2 separate regions of the Homo sapiens genome follow, and region 1 is linked to region 2. Evidence: chromatin contacts called from ENCODE Hi-C data. All regions are on one chromosome and are shown on one strand. Each heading gives the region's core, a stretch centred on a gene start or an enhancer-like site at or near the end of the contact. The rest is flanking DNA. Distances are from core to core; before and after follow the strand shown.

Region 1 (6,850 bases), core at 1,032-3,531, 420 kb before region 2:
CCGCCTCCGGGGTTCAGTTATCCCACCTCAGCCTCCCTAGTAGCTGGAATTACAGCCACCCGCCACCACACCTGTGTAATTTTTGTATTTTTAGTAGAGACGAGGTTTCACCATGTTGGCCAGGTTGGTCTCGAACTCCTGACCTCAAGTGATCAGCCCACCTCAGCTTCCCAGGGTCCTGGGATTACAGGTGTGAGCCACGGCACCTGGCAAAAAATTAAATTTTTTTTTGTTCTGTTTTATTGGAGACGGAGTCTTACTTTGTCGCCCAGGCTGGAGGGCAGTGGTGCAATCTTGGCTCACTGCAACGTCTGCCCCCCGGGTTCAAGCGATTCTCCTGCCTCAGCCGCCTGAGTAGCTGAGACTATAGGCACACACCGCCAGGCCTGGCTAATTTTTGTATTTTATTTATTTATTTGTTTGTTTGTTTGTTTGTTTGATTTTTTTGAGACGAAGTCTCGCTCTTGTCTCCCAAGCTGGAGTGCAATGGCGTGATCTTGGCTCACTGCAACCTCTGCCTCCCGGGTTCAAGCAATTCTTCTGCCTCAACCTCGCGAGTAGCTGGGATTACAGGCACGCGCCACCATGCCCGGCTAATTTTTGTATTTTTTTGTTTTAGTAGAGACGGGGTTTCACCATGTTGGCCAGACTCGTCTTCAACTCCTGACCTCAGGTGATCCACCCGCCTCGACCTCCCAAAGTGCTGGGATTACAGGCGTGAGCCACCGCGCCCAGCCTATGACCTTTCTTATAAAGTGGTACGGCTATTGTATTAAATAGTAAGGTGGTGCTTCAAAAAGTTCAACATAGAATTACCATATAATCCAGTAATTCCTCTTCAGAACATATACCCAAAAGAACTCAAGGCAAGGACTCAAACAGATATTTGTACATCTGTGTTCATAGCGGCACGATTCACCGAAGTGTCTAGTGGCAGATAAATGGATAAGCAAAATATAGTCCATGCACACAATAGAATATTATTCAGCCTTAAAAAGGAGGAAAATCCTGACTGGGTGCGGTGGCTCACGCCTGTAATCCCAGCACTTTGGGAGATCGAGGCGGGTGGATCACGAGGTCAGGAGATGGAGACCATCCTGGCTAACACGGTGAAACCCCGTCTCTACTAAAAATACAAAAAAATTAGCCGGGCATGGTGGTGGGCACCTGTAGTCCCAGCTACTCGGGAGGCTGAGGCAGGAGAATGGCGTGAACCCGGGAGGCAGAGTTTGCAGTGGGCCGAGATCGCACCACTGCACTCCAGCCTGGGTGACAGAGCGAGACTCCGTCTCAAAAAAAAAAAAAGGGAAATTTTTCTTTTTTTTTTTTTTTCTGCTCTTTTTTGGAGCAGGGCTACCCGATTGGAAGTATGCCCGGAGTAGTCAAGTGGGTAAATTCTAACACAGGTTACAACGTGGATCTAACACAGCTACAACAGGCACCTTGAGGACGTGGCCCTCAGTGAAATATGCCAGCCACAAAGGGACAAAACCTGTGTGATCCTACTCATATGAAGTCCCTAGAATCATCAGATTCACAGGAAGTACGACGTTGGGTTCCAGGGGCTGGGGAGGGGGATAGGGAGTGAGGTTTCATAGGGGACAGTGTTTCAGTTTCGGAAGATGAGAAAATTCTGGAGATGGTGGTGGTGGTGGTTGCTTAATGCCGCTGAGCTGTGCATTTAGAAATGGTTAAAATGACAAGTTTTATGTTATGTGTATTTTATAATAAAAATGTTTCAACATGCGCATAGTAATATATGCAATTTTATTTGTCAATTAAAATAAATTTTAAAAATGTTTTAGAGTGGCCTTGTTCTGATGAAGGAGGGGGAGTAACTGACACTCTAAGGCGGTGGGGGCTAGGGGCGTGTGTCCACGCTTGCCAAAAAGATTAAATGGACTCTGGGTGGGTCTCGTCCACTGTTCTGGGGTCTTACGGGTTCTCTCAGCCCCAGCCTGGGGCACCACAGGCTCTCAGGAGTCTGGCTACCCTGCCCACCTGTGCACGACCATCACCCCAGCCTTCATCCCTCCGTCTCCTCCCCTGCTCCCGCGCCTCATGCCCCAAGCGCTTGGGCACACGCGCCGTGGTAAGGCAAGCGAGGGCGCCCGGTCCCGGCACCGCCTCGCGTCGGTCTCCGCCCCTTTCCCCTCCGAAAGGCGGCCTTGTGCTGCTGCGCAGGCGCGGCGGCTGGGGGTGGGGTCCATCGCGGCTCCCGATCCCGTTATCGCGAGAAGCCGGTCCGCGATCTTGTGGCCGCCCCTCCCCTCCCCCTGCCTCTCGGACTCGGGCTGCGGCGTCAGCCTTCTTCGGGCCTCGGCAGCGGTAGCGGCTCGCTCGCCTCAGCCCCAGCGCCCCTCGGCTACCCTCGGCCCAGGCCCGCAGCGCCGCCCGCCCTCGGCCGCCCCGACGCCGGCCTGGGCCGCGGCCGCAGCCCCGGGCTCGCGTAGGCGCCGACCGCTCCCGGCCCGCCCCCTATGGGCCCCGGCTAGAGGCGCCGCCGCCGCCGGCCCGCGGAGCCCCGATGCTGGCCCGGAGGAAGCCGGTGCTGCCGGCGCTCACCATCAACCCTACCATCGCCGAGGGCCCATCCCCTACCAGCGAGGGCGCCTCCGAGTGAGTGGGCAGGGGTCAGCCGGAGGCTTGGGGTGCACGGGGCAGGGAGCCCTCGGGGAAGGACGGGGCGAGGGGACGGGGGTTCGCGAGGAGTGCACGAGGCAGGGGGGTCACGGGGGAGGACGGGGTGAGTGGTGCACGGGGCAGGGGGTTCTCGAGGGGAGGACAGGGCAGGGGACCCTCGGGGGAGGACGGGGCAGGGGGCCCTCGGGGGAGGACGGGGCAGGGGGCCCTCGGAGGACGGGGCGAAGGGTGCACGGGGCAGGGGGGTCTTTGAGCAGTGAGATTGGGCGAGGGGAGGTCCTTGTGGTGGAAAAGATGGGGTGTGGGGTTCCTGAAGAGTGGAATTGGGATAACGGGAGTCTCTGAGTAGTGAAGTTGGGGTGAAGGATGTCTCTAAGAGGAGAGGATGGGGACAGGGGTCCCTGAGCAGCGAGGTTGAGTGAGGGGAGGTCCCTGCAGTGCAGAAGATGGGGTGTGGGGCTTCTGAAAAGTGAAGCTGGGGTGAGGGGAGTCCCTCAGTAGGAAAATCGGAATGAGGGGTGTCCCCAAGGAGAGAACAGGATGAGGCTCCCCAAGCAGTGAGATCGGGGTGAGGGGTATCTCTAAGAGGAGAGAACACAGTGTGGGGTCCTTGAGTAGTGAAATGAGGGTGAAGAGTTCCTAAGAGGAAAGGACGGAGTAAAGGTTGCCGTAGTCATGAGATGAGGGTGAGGGGAGACCCTGAGTAGGGAAATCGGGGTGCAGGGCATTCCTGAGAGGAGAGGATGGGGTGTGGGGAGGTCAGGCAGCCCCTGAGGAGGAAATCTGGGCAAGGGGGCTCCAGAGGGGAGAGGATGGGGTGAGGGGTCCCTGAGTAATGAGACTGAGATGGGGTAGGGTCCCTGGTAGGAAAAGACGGGGTAAGGGTCCCTCAATAATGAGATAGGGCCAAGGGAGGTCCCTGTGGGAAAAGACAGGGCATGGAGTCACTGAGTAGCAGAATGGTGGTAGGTCTCTGAGTAGTGAAATGGGGTGAACGGTCCCTGAATAGTGAAATCGGGGAGATGGTGGGGTCCCTGAGTAATGAGATTGGAGTGAGGGGAGATCCCTTTGGGGAAAAGATGGGGTTTGGAATCCCTAAGTCGTGAGATCAGGCCAAGGAGATGTCCTTGCAGAGAGAAGATGGGGTGCAGGGCCCCTGAATTGTGAGATGGGGTTGAGGGGGTCCCTGGGAGGAGAGGATGTGTCGGTGGGGGCCTGTGGGGGAAGGATAGGCAAGGGGTGTTCTGCATATTGAAATGATAGTGAAGCGAGTCCCTTGGGGGAGAGATGGGGTGAGGGGGTCCCTATGGGGGAAAGATGGGGTGGGAGGGTTCCTATGGGGGAGAGATGGGGTGAGGGGGTCCCTATGGGGGAGAGATGGGGTGGGAGGGTCCCTATGGGGGAGAGATGGGGTGAGGGGGTCCCTATGGGGGAGAGATGGGGTGAGGGGGTCCCTGTGGGGGAGAGATGGGGTGGGAGGGTCCCTATGGGGGAGAGATGGGGTGGGAGGGTCCCTATGGGGGAGAGATGGGGTGGGAGGGTCCCTATGGGGGAGAGATGGGGTGGGAGGGTTCCTATGGGGGAGAGATGGGGTGGGAGGGTGCCTGAGCCACAGGTTGAGAGTGCAGCACCTGGGTGGGGAGGACAGGCTGAGAGGTCTTGGGGGGGCGGGGAGCGGTCCTTTTGGGGAATGAGTCCCTGAGTAATGAGGTTGGCATGGGATGAAGAGGGCACCTAGGGTGCCAAGGTGGGGCAGGGGGGTCCCTTAGGGGAGAGGATGGGGTGAGGAGGTCCATAGACAACCAGGGAAAAGGGAAGAGAGGGGAGGACAGGGGGCTCCCAGAAGGGTCAGGATGTGGGAGAGGGGTGTCCTAGGGGGTCACGATGGGGTGGGAGACCCTAGAAAGGTCAGGATCGGGGGACTTTGGGGGGGTCAGGGTGGGAGTTCTGGGGTATCTGAGGACAAGGGGGTGTCTTAGGGGTGTCAGGACATGGGGGGGCTTTAGCGGGGTCAGGATGGGAGTTCTAGCGGGTTCCAGATGGAGGGGTTTCTGCTGGGGGAGGTCTAGTGGGATCAGGACAGGGGTTCCAGGGGGTTCATGTTGTGGGGGGGGTCAGGTTGGGTCCTCGGGGGTCATGTTGGGGGATTCTGGGGGGGTCAGGTTAGGGGGTCCTCGGGGGGTCATGTTGTGGGGGTTCTGGGAGGGCAGAGCAGGGGGTCCTAGGGGTCTCATGTTGGGGTTCTGAGGGGGTCAGGATGGGGTCCCAGGGAGGTCAAGATGTCAAGATGGGCATCTCTGAGAGGGCATCTCCTGCTTGTGGCGGTGCCCAGTGTGTGGAGTCCCTGAAGCTGGAAGTGTGAGGAGACAGGGAAGCCAGAGTGTGAGGAACGAGGAGGCGTGGGGATCAGGGGACCCTGCTGGCCCCTGAAAGCAGAGGTGCAGATTCTGAAGTGAGTGGACCGGAAAACCCTTGTGAGGGGCTGACCCAGTGCAGAAGCTTTGAGGAGGTGGAGGGCGACCAGAGGCCTGGGTGAAGGGATCTGAGAAAGGGGTATGCTGGGGTCCGGGTGGCGTGCTGGCAGAATCGCACTGCTCCAGGACGAGGGAGGGGACTGGGTGTTGGGGGCACACACTGGTGGGGTCATGCCAGGGTGATCTCTGCACTCCCGTTCTGCAGGCCGAGGCAGGGCAGGGCGATCCCCGGGGCCCTTGGCTGGGGTCCGGGTGCCGTGCCTGCGGTGTGACCCCTCAAGAACCAGGTGTCAGGGACTGTGGCATGTCTGGTGGCCTCTCCCGCTTGGGGGTCGGCCTTCTGTGACCCAGATGAAGACTCTTGATGCCAATGTGTGCAAGTCAACACGGGCACAGCCAGACACGGGGACCCGTTCCTCATTCTCTGCACAGAACTCGCCCTTCACATTTCTCTTCCGTGTGGGGTTTGATTCCCATCTCTTGAAGGATTCCCCCAGGAGAGGAAGCTGGCTGTAGGGACGCCAAGGTTTTGTTTTGTTTTGTTTAATAACCACAGTTGGGTTGCCAGTAAATTTAAGATGGATTAGTCAGCTGACTCCAGAATGCATTTTCAATGTTTTGAGCAGTACTTGAGACCTTCCAAGTCTGCCATCAGAAGTGTTCATTCATGGCTGGGTGTGGTGGCTCACGCCTGTAATCCCAGCCCTTTGGGAGGCCAAGGTGGGTGGATTACTTGAGGCCCAGAGTTCAAGACCAACCTGGCCAACATGGCAAAACCCCGTCTCTATTAAAAATGCCAAAAAAATTAGCTGAGCGCGGTGATGCACACCTGTAATCCCAGCTACTCAGGAGGCTGAGGCAGGAGAATCGCTTGGACCCAGGAGGCAGAGGTTGCAGTGAGCTGAGATCGTGCCAGTGCACTCCAGCCTGGGCGACAGAGCAAGACTGTCTCAAAAAAAATAAATATTCATTTATTCATTGATGTTATTCATTCATTCATTCATGTTCCCCTCCTTACCTTCTGTCCCACTCCCAGGGTCTCGCCATTTCTGCTTCTTCTGGGTCCTTGTTCAGCAGCTCCTCAGTGAGCACCTACTAGGGCCCTGTTTCCCCTCATGGGGGACACTAAGATGAGCAGGGGTTGTCCTGACCTCAGGCAGGTGTTGTTACCTCGGGCAGGTTCCCCCACCCCTGTGAGTCTGTTCCCTCCTGCCTGGGCCTCCGGGGACGATGGTGAGAATGGAATGAGATGGTGTTTGTCCAGCCCAGGAAGCGGTGCCCAGGCCCCTGCCTTCCAGCGAGCTCTTTGCAGCACCAGCTCCAGCGCCATCGCCTCGGTTCTGGCCTGTGTGCCCCGTGGCTTACGCCACTTCCAGCTGTAGGCGAACAGTGGTCGAACTTTGGGATTGGAAATTTCCAGATGGAAGGAGCAGTCCACGCCTTCATTCCCTGCTTCAGTCCCCTCTCTGGCTGTCCACCTTGGCTTTAGCTCCTTCCTGAATTGGGACCTCTGGAGGTGGCCTGTTCTTCCAGAGAGCCATTTAAAGCTGCACTGCCTGGTTGAGTAGCCCCTGGCTACAGGCAACACATAAAACAAGAATTGCCCAAACCCACGAGAGCATAGGCGCAATAATGCCATTGTAGATTTCAAAGGCTTAAGACGGAAACAGTGTGAAACATTCATTCATTTTTCATACTGGTTGTACGTTGAAAATGATAACATTTTTGATGGG
Region 2 (6,986 bases), core at 625-3,124:
AGGCAGAGGTTGCAGTGAGCTCAGATCGCCCCCCTGCACTCCAGCCTGGGCAACAACAGCAAGACTCCATCTCAAAAAAAAAAAAGAAGGATATAAATATTGCTACTTACATTTGCATAAATATATATAATTTATTATGTATTTCTATAATTATATGTTTCTTATAATAGCAAACTGTATTATTATTGATAAAATAATATAAAGAAAACAATAACATATCTATACTTACGTAATACAAACGATGGAATATAAATATTATTTGCAATATGATAATAAACAGGTAGTTAATTGCAAATGTTATTGATATGTATTGCGTAGATCAATGTTAATAACATGTATTGTGTAGATCTATATATATATATATTTTTTTTTGATATGGAGTCTCGCTCTGTTGCCCAGGCTGGAGTGCAGTGACACGATCTCAGCTCACTGCAAGCTCTGCCTCCCAGGTTCACCCTATTCTCCTGCCTTAGCCTCCCAAGTAGCTGGGACTACAGGCGCCCGCCACCACGCCTGGCTAATTTTTTGTATTTTTAGTAGAGACGGGGTTTCACCATGTTAACCAGGATGGTCTCAATCTCCTGACCTCGTGATCCGCCCGCCTCGGCCTCCCAAAGTCTTGGGATTACAGGCATGAGCCACCGCGCCCGGCCCTGTGTAGATCAATATTATTTACATGTACTGTGTATATCACTGTTATTGGTATATTTTGTGCATATCAATGTTATTGACATGTAGTGTGTATATCAATGTTATTGACATGTAGTGTGTACATTAATGTTATTGGCATGTAGTGTGTATATCAATGTTATTGGCATGTAGTGTGTATATCCATGTTATTGGCATGTAGTGTGTATATCAATGTTATTGACATGTAGTGTGTGTATCAATGTTAGTTACATGTATTGTGTAGATCAATGTTATTGGTATTCATTGTGTATAGCAATGTGATTGGCATGTATTGCATATAGCAATGCTATTTGTATGTTTTATGTAGATCCATGTCAATGATATAGTATAGATTCATGTTATTGGCATGTATTGTGTATATCCATGTTATTGGCATGTATTGTGCATATCCGTGTTATTGGCATGTATTGTGTATATCCATGTTATTGGCATGCATTGGGTAACTCCATGTTATTGGCATGTGCTGTGTAGGTCCATGTGTGGTTTTTTTTGGGACAGAGTCTCACTCTGTGGCCCAGGCTGGAGGGCAATGGTGCGATCTCAGCTCACTGCAACCTCTCCCTCCTGGGTTCCAGCGATTCTCCTGCCTCAGCCTCCCGAGTAGCCGCGATTACAGGCATGTGCCACCACGCCCAGCTATTTTTTGTATTTTTAGTAGAGACAGGATTTCACCATGTTGGTCAGGATGGTCTTGAACTCCTGACCTCAGGTGATCCGCCCTCTTCGGCCTCCCAAAGTGCCGGGAATATAGGCGTGAGTCACCGCGCCCGGCCAGATCCATGTTATTGTCATGCGCTGTGCAGGTCCCTGTTATTGGCATGTGCTGTTTAGATCCATGTTATTGGCATGTGCTGTGTACATCCATATTATTGGCACGTGCTGTATAGATCCATATTATTGTCATGTGTTGTGTAGATCCATGTTATTGGTATGTGTTGTGCACAGCAATGTTATTGATACGTATCGTGCCTGTCAATCTTACTGACCTAATACGATGGAATGGCGAGCCTGGCTCTGTACTCCCACCCCTGGGCGCGAGGGGGCACTCGAGGCGCTCCTGGCTGCGGGTCGCAAGCAGGCCCCGCCCCCGAGCCCCGATTGGCCGCGCGCCGTCCGCGGCGTCGCACGCACGCAGGCCCCGCCCCGTCCGCCCCGCGCCGGCCCGGCGCGCCCTCCCTTGGCCGGCGGCGCTTGTTGTTCGGCGGCGGCGGTCGCAGCTCGGGTCCCCCTCGGGCGCCCCCGCCGCCGTCCGCGCGCGGCCATGGAGCTGGAGGTACCGGACGAGGCGGAGAGCGCTGAGGCGGGGGCCGTGCCCTCGGAGGCGGCGTGGGCGGCAGAGAGCGGGGCGGCGGCAGGTAACGGCCCGGCCTCCCGGGGCTGCGGCCCGCTGGGCTCGTCCGAGCGCCGAGAGTCGCGGGGCTGCGGGGCCGGGGCGGGGGCTGCACGGTCGCTGCGGGGGCGCCGCCGGTTCCAGGAGCCTGGGGCGGGGCAGTCCCCTGGAGCCGCGGGGAGGACGGGGCTGAAGCCGCGCCGGGAAGCGGGAGGCCTGCGAGGGGCTACCTCCCACCGCTCCCGGGCCGGGGGCGACTCGGCGTGGGCGCCGCTGGGGATCCCCGTTCTGCCTGACCCGCTCCCAGGGGCTGCCCGTCGTGTGAGTGGCGGCTGCTTGGGTGGAGGCGGGGGTCTCTGAGGCCGTGCGTGCCCACCTCCTGATGTCACCTCCCTTTCTGTAAGTCCCCAGACCTGAGTCCGGGTGCGCGACCTTTCCTCACCTTCCTGGGCCTCAGTTTACCTCCCTGCTAAAATGAGGGGAGGAAAAGGGTTACATCTCAAGATGCCTCCACCGCCCCGGCTGTGCACACAGGGTGCCCTGTCGCCCCCTTTTCCTCTCCCCGAGCCTTCCCCCAGGACACACTGGTGGGGCTGCGGGCTGGGCGGGGGGCACGGCTGTCTCATGCCCCCTTTAGCTGCTTCCTGGACCTCCAGCCGGGTAGGTGGCGGCAGCTGGGCCTTCCCTTCTGTGGGGACGGTGTGCAGAGCCCAGAGGAAGGGAACAGTTCCTTCTCAGTCGAGGTCACAAGCTCCCAAATCGGAAGTTTCCGGATTCACAAAATCCTCTGCTCCTCCCAGGCAGCCAGCAGCAGCGTCTCTGTAGACACCCACACGGGCATCCGTCCTCCTTCTCCCCCCAGGCCTCCCGAAGCTTCCTTGGTTGGCAGGCGGGCAAGCGGGCGGGCGGGCGATGCGTGCTGCCTGGGAGTTGGGGAGATGTCTGGAGAGAGAGAGAGTGTGGAAGTCATCAAGTCCCCCCCCCACCCCCCGCCTTGAAAGACACTCGTGGCTTCCCTCCCGGCGGCCATCTGGAACCGCTTGGTAGGTGACCCGGTTCCTTCCCCAGAGCCAGTGGCCTCGCCCCTTTCTTTGCGGGCAGCCGGTGTCCTGGCCTGGCCAGCAAGAGACATGGTGGAGGAACCCAGGCAGGGCACCAGGCCCCAGCCCGGGTTCCTTTCTTGGGCCCCCCAACTTCCGCTGTCAGCCCTCTGACCCCAGCTGGTCAGAGACAAAGTAGCCCAGGACTCGCTGACCAAAAGAAAACCACACCGCGACCATTCATCTTATCAGGGGCTCTGGGAGCACCGGGGACAGATAAAGTTGCCAGCTCCAGACTGAGCATGGTGGTGGGGTGGGAGAGCGGGGGAGTGGGGGGGTGGGGGTGGGGGGCCGGGGAGGGCTGGAAGGTCAGGGTCTGGCATCTCTGCCCATCCCTGAAATCCACAGAAATCTGACCCCAGCTGGCCATATACTGCTTCTGAATGTTTAAAATTCAGAGTTGCCTCACTCCTCCAACGCCATCCCTCCTGATGTTAGCGCTGGTGAGTTTAGGTTGTGCCTGGCTGGGCCACAGAGACGTGAGCACATAAAGGGGCCTGCTTGTTCTTCACCGAGATGGTTTCATGCCTCACTGGGGCTTCTGTGCCTTGGCAGAGGTATTTTGAGTCAGGAAATTAGGGGTGCTGAGCAACGCCCCTGGCTTCTGCCCACTCCATGCCAGGAGCACCTGCCAGTTGTGACAGCCACAAGTGACCCAGACACCGTTCAGTGTCCCCTGGGGGCAGGACGGCCCTGGTGAGAAATGCCACACGTTTATGACTCTGTGAACTGCTTGCTTTTTATCTCTGGTCATCTGGAGTCTCCCCACCCTATGTTGGTATCGGTTTGTAGAGAGGGCGAGCGCCAGGCAGTGGTTAAGGGGGAGCCCCAGAGTTGGTCCCGCCGATGTCCCCCTCCCAGCTCCGCGCTTCAGGTGCTGTGTGGCCGTCACTTCCCCGGGCTTCAGCGTCCCGTCTGTGAAGTGGGGTGATGACCGTGTGTGCTAGGGGCTGAGCCTGGGATGAGTTGGCGCTCGTGCTTGGTGATTGTCGTGCCGGTTGGCCACCCCTTTCCGGCCTCTCCACCATCGGTGCCTCCAGGCCCCTGCTGAGGCCCATGCCCGTGGTTTCTGGAGTCACCGCTCACTGTTAGAAGCGATGGCGACACCTTCCAGAAAGCTCAGCTACAGCGGGAGCCTTGTCCGACAGGGGCCGAGGGAGGCTGCCCGTTTCCCACGGCACTGCCAGCTCCCAGTGTCATCGTCCTTGGCGATTTCGGCTGATCCGATGGGAGGCAAAGCAATGTCTCGTTGGTGTTTAGAATTTGGTTCCTCTAATTGCCTGGGCTCCTGGCTCCCGAGGCGTGGCCTGAATGGCGTCTCCATGGGCCGTGGCCGTGGGGCACGTGGGGGCGGTCTCGGGAAGGCCGGGGCTTGGGATGCGGCTGTGCCCACTGTGTGGGCCGATGGCCTGTGGTGGAGTTTGGTCTGAGCTGTGGCCTGGGCGTGTCTGAGCCTCTCCCAGGCTGTCCTGTCTCTGTGATGCCCCAGAACGGTCAGCTCCATCCCTGCCCCTGCCCCACTCCCACGGCTGATCTGTCTCTGTGATGCCCTGGAAAGGTCAGCTGCATCCCTGCCCCTGCCCCACTTCCACGGCTGATCTGGCAGCAAATGATGGCAGCTTCACCTTCAGAACTGGCCCAGAACCCACTGACTCCTTCCCTGTCCTCTGCCTCTCCCGGGTCCAGCTTGGTCCTCCCGGGTCCAGCTTGGTCCTCCCTGGTCCAGCTCGGTCCTCCCCGGTCCAGCTCGGTCCTCCTCGGTCCAGCTCGGTCCTCCTCCGTACAGCTCGGTCCTCCTCCGTCTGGCTGAGTACTCCCCGGTCCAGCTCAGTCCTCCTCCGTCTGGCTCAGTCCTCCTCTGTCTGGCTCGGTCCTCCCCGGTCCAGCTCGGTCCTCCTCCGTCCGGCCCAGTCCTCCTCCATCCGGCTCGGTCCTCTATCCGGCTTGGTCCTCCTCCATCTGGCTCGGTCCTCCCGGGTCCAGCTCGGTCCTCCCCGGTCCAGCTTAGTCCTCCTCCATCCGGCTCAGTCCTCCCCAGTCCAGCTTGGTCCTCCTCTGTCCGGCTCGGTTCTCCTTCGTCCGGCTCAGTCCTCCTTCGTCTGGCTCGGTCCTCCTTGGTCCTCCTCGGTCCAGCTCGGTCCTCCTTGGTCCAGCTCGGTCCTCCCCGGTCCAGCTCAGTCCTCCTTTGTCCAGCTCGGTCCTCCTCGGTCCAGCTCGATCCTCCTCCGTCCAGCTCAGTCCTCCTCGGTCCAGCTCAGTCCTCCTTTGCCCCCTGAGCCAGGCCTGGCGCCCCTGCTCTTCCTCTGCTCCCTGTCCCACATTCCAGGAGGACCCCATTAAAAACCAGCGGCCCGAGTCCCGACCCTCCTCTGCTCGCAGCCCTCCATGGCTCCCACCTCCCTTGGGGTCAAAGACATAGTCCTCTTTGAAGCCCATCAGGCCCTGCACAGCCTGCCCCGGGCCCTCCCTGCCCTCCCTGCCCTCCCCTCCGCACTCTGCCCTCCCTGCCCTCCCGTCTGCACTCTGCTGTAGGCCCATGGGCCCCTTGCTGTTCCTCCAGCATGCAGGGCATGGTCCTGCCCCGGGGCCTTTGCACGGCTGCCCCCCACCCCCACCCCGGAATGCCCCTCCTCCCATCTGTGTCCTTTGCTCCCTTAGCGCTTTCCAGGTTTTGTGGGAGCATCTCCTCTCCGTGAGGCCTCCCTGCCCTGCTGTCACCACACAGCGGTCTCCCCTTCTCCGTCCCCTGCCCTCCCGGTTCCTCTTCCCTGATTGTGCCACCATAGCGTTTGTCACCACCTGAAACATATGGCTCTGCTGACGTGTTTTCTGACCATCTCCTCCTGAGCGAGAGCTCCACGAGGGCCAAGACCGTCTGTGCCACTCCTGCGGCATCCCCTGCGCCCGGAAGAGCTCAGCACAGTGCAGATCCTGGTGAACATCAGGTGCATGAGGCCAGCAGTGCCAGGGAGGAAGGGTAAGGTAGAATGGGGTGGCTGGGAAGGCCTTGCCAAGAAGGTGGCATCCGAGGGAGACCTGTGGGCATTGGGCAGGAAGAGGGCATGGCCCCAGCAGAGGCCCCGCCTGCCTGGAGCACAGTGTAGTGTGGTCACAGGGCGGCCGGGCAGGGAGTCAGCACCGCCACCAGGGCCTCCCTGTAGCTGTGGTGGTCTGTGTAAAAAGGTCAGGGAGGCCGGGCACGGTGGCTCACACCTGTAATCCCAGCATTTTGGGAGGCTGAAGCAGGAGGATCACTTGATCTCAGGAGTTTGAGACCAGCCTGGAGCAACATAGCAAGACCCCTGTCTCTACTAAAAAAAAATTAAAAGAAGTAGCTAGACGTAATGGTATGTACCTGTAGTTCCAGCTACTCAGGAGGCTGAGGCAGGAGGATCACCTGAGCCTGGGAGGCTGAGGCTGCACTGAGCTGTGATCGTGCCACTGCATGCCTGGGTGACAGCAGAATCGTATCTCAAAAAAAAAAAAAAAAAAGGGTCAGTGGGATTGTGGTGTCTCTTGTTGCAAGTCAGCAGGGCCCAGGCGGAGGCTGAGGACACTGGGGACGGAAAGTTCCCCATTCTCTCCCGCCCTGGCCGCCTCCCGGGATGCAGGTCAGGCACTGTGACCACCACAGCCTGGGTGTCCCAGTGGAGAGGCCTCGGGGGCCGGCCCTCCTGGGTTCACACCCAGCGCCATTGCATGCCAGCCGGGGATGTGCAGCCTCGGTGTACCTGTCTGTAAAGTGGGCGTGATGGCTGCCTTTCTCCTGGGCTGCATGGAGAATCATGGGGTAAAGCCCTTAGAAGGCACGGGACAGGCAGCCGGCCCCGTGAGAAAGCTGGGTGCCCCCTCCGTCCCAGGTTGCT

What was found. Hi-C counts contacts between places; a loop is a spot of excess contacts on that map. Pooled maps may share reads with other maps.
Region 1: a loop to region 2 is called in a pooled map, with 22 times the contacts of the local background. The contact joins the promoter of MAP2K2 here to the promoter of PIP5K1C in region 2. A Hi-C loop is called at or near these places in 5 of 50 pooled maps.

What each region holds. Positions count from the first base shown.
Region 1 is chr19:4,119,553-4,126,402 of GRCh38, reverse strand. MAP2K2 (mitogen-activated protein kinase kinase 2) reads left to right here and starts at 2,281. Exons shown (of 11, transcript NM_030662.4): 1 at 2,281-2,619. The coding sequence starts at 2,528. RefSeq lists silencers at 2,129-2,248, 2,439-2,688.
Region 2 is chr19:3,695,356-3,702,341 of GRCh38, reverse strand. It overlaps PIP5K1C (phosphatidylinositol-4-phosphate 5-kinase type 1 gamma), which reads left to right and starts at 1,874. Exons shown (of 18, transcript NM_012398.3): 1 at 1,874-2,045. The coding sequence starts at 1,952. RefSeq lists silencers at 1,626-2,115, 2,196-2,335 and an enhancer at 2,034-2,817.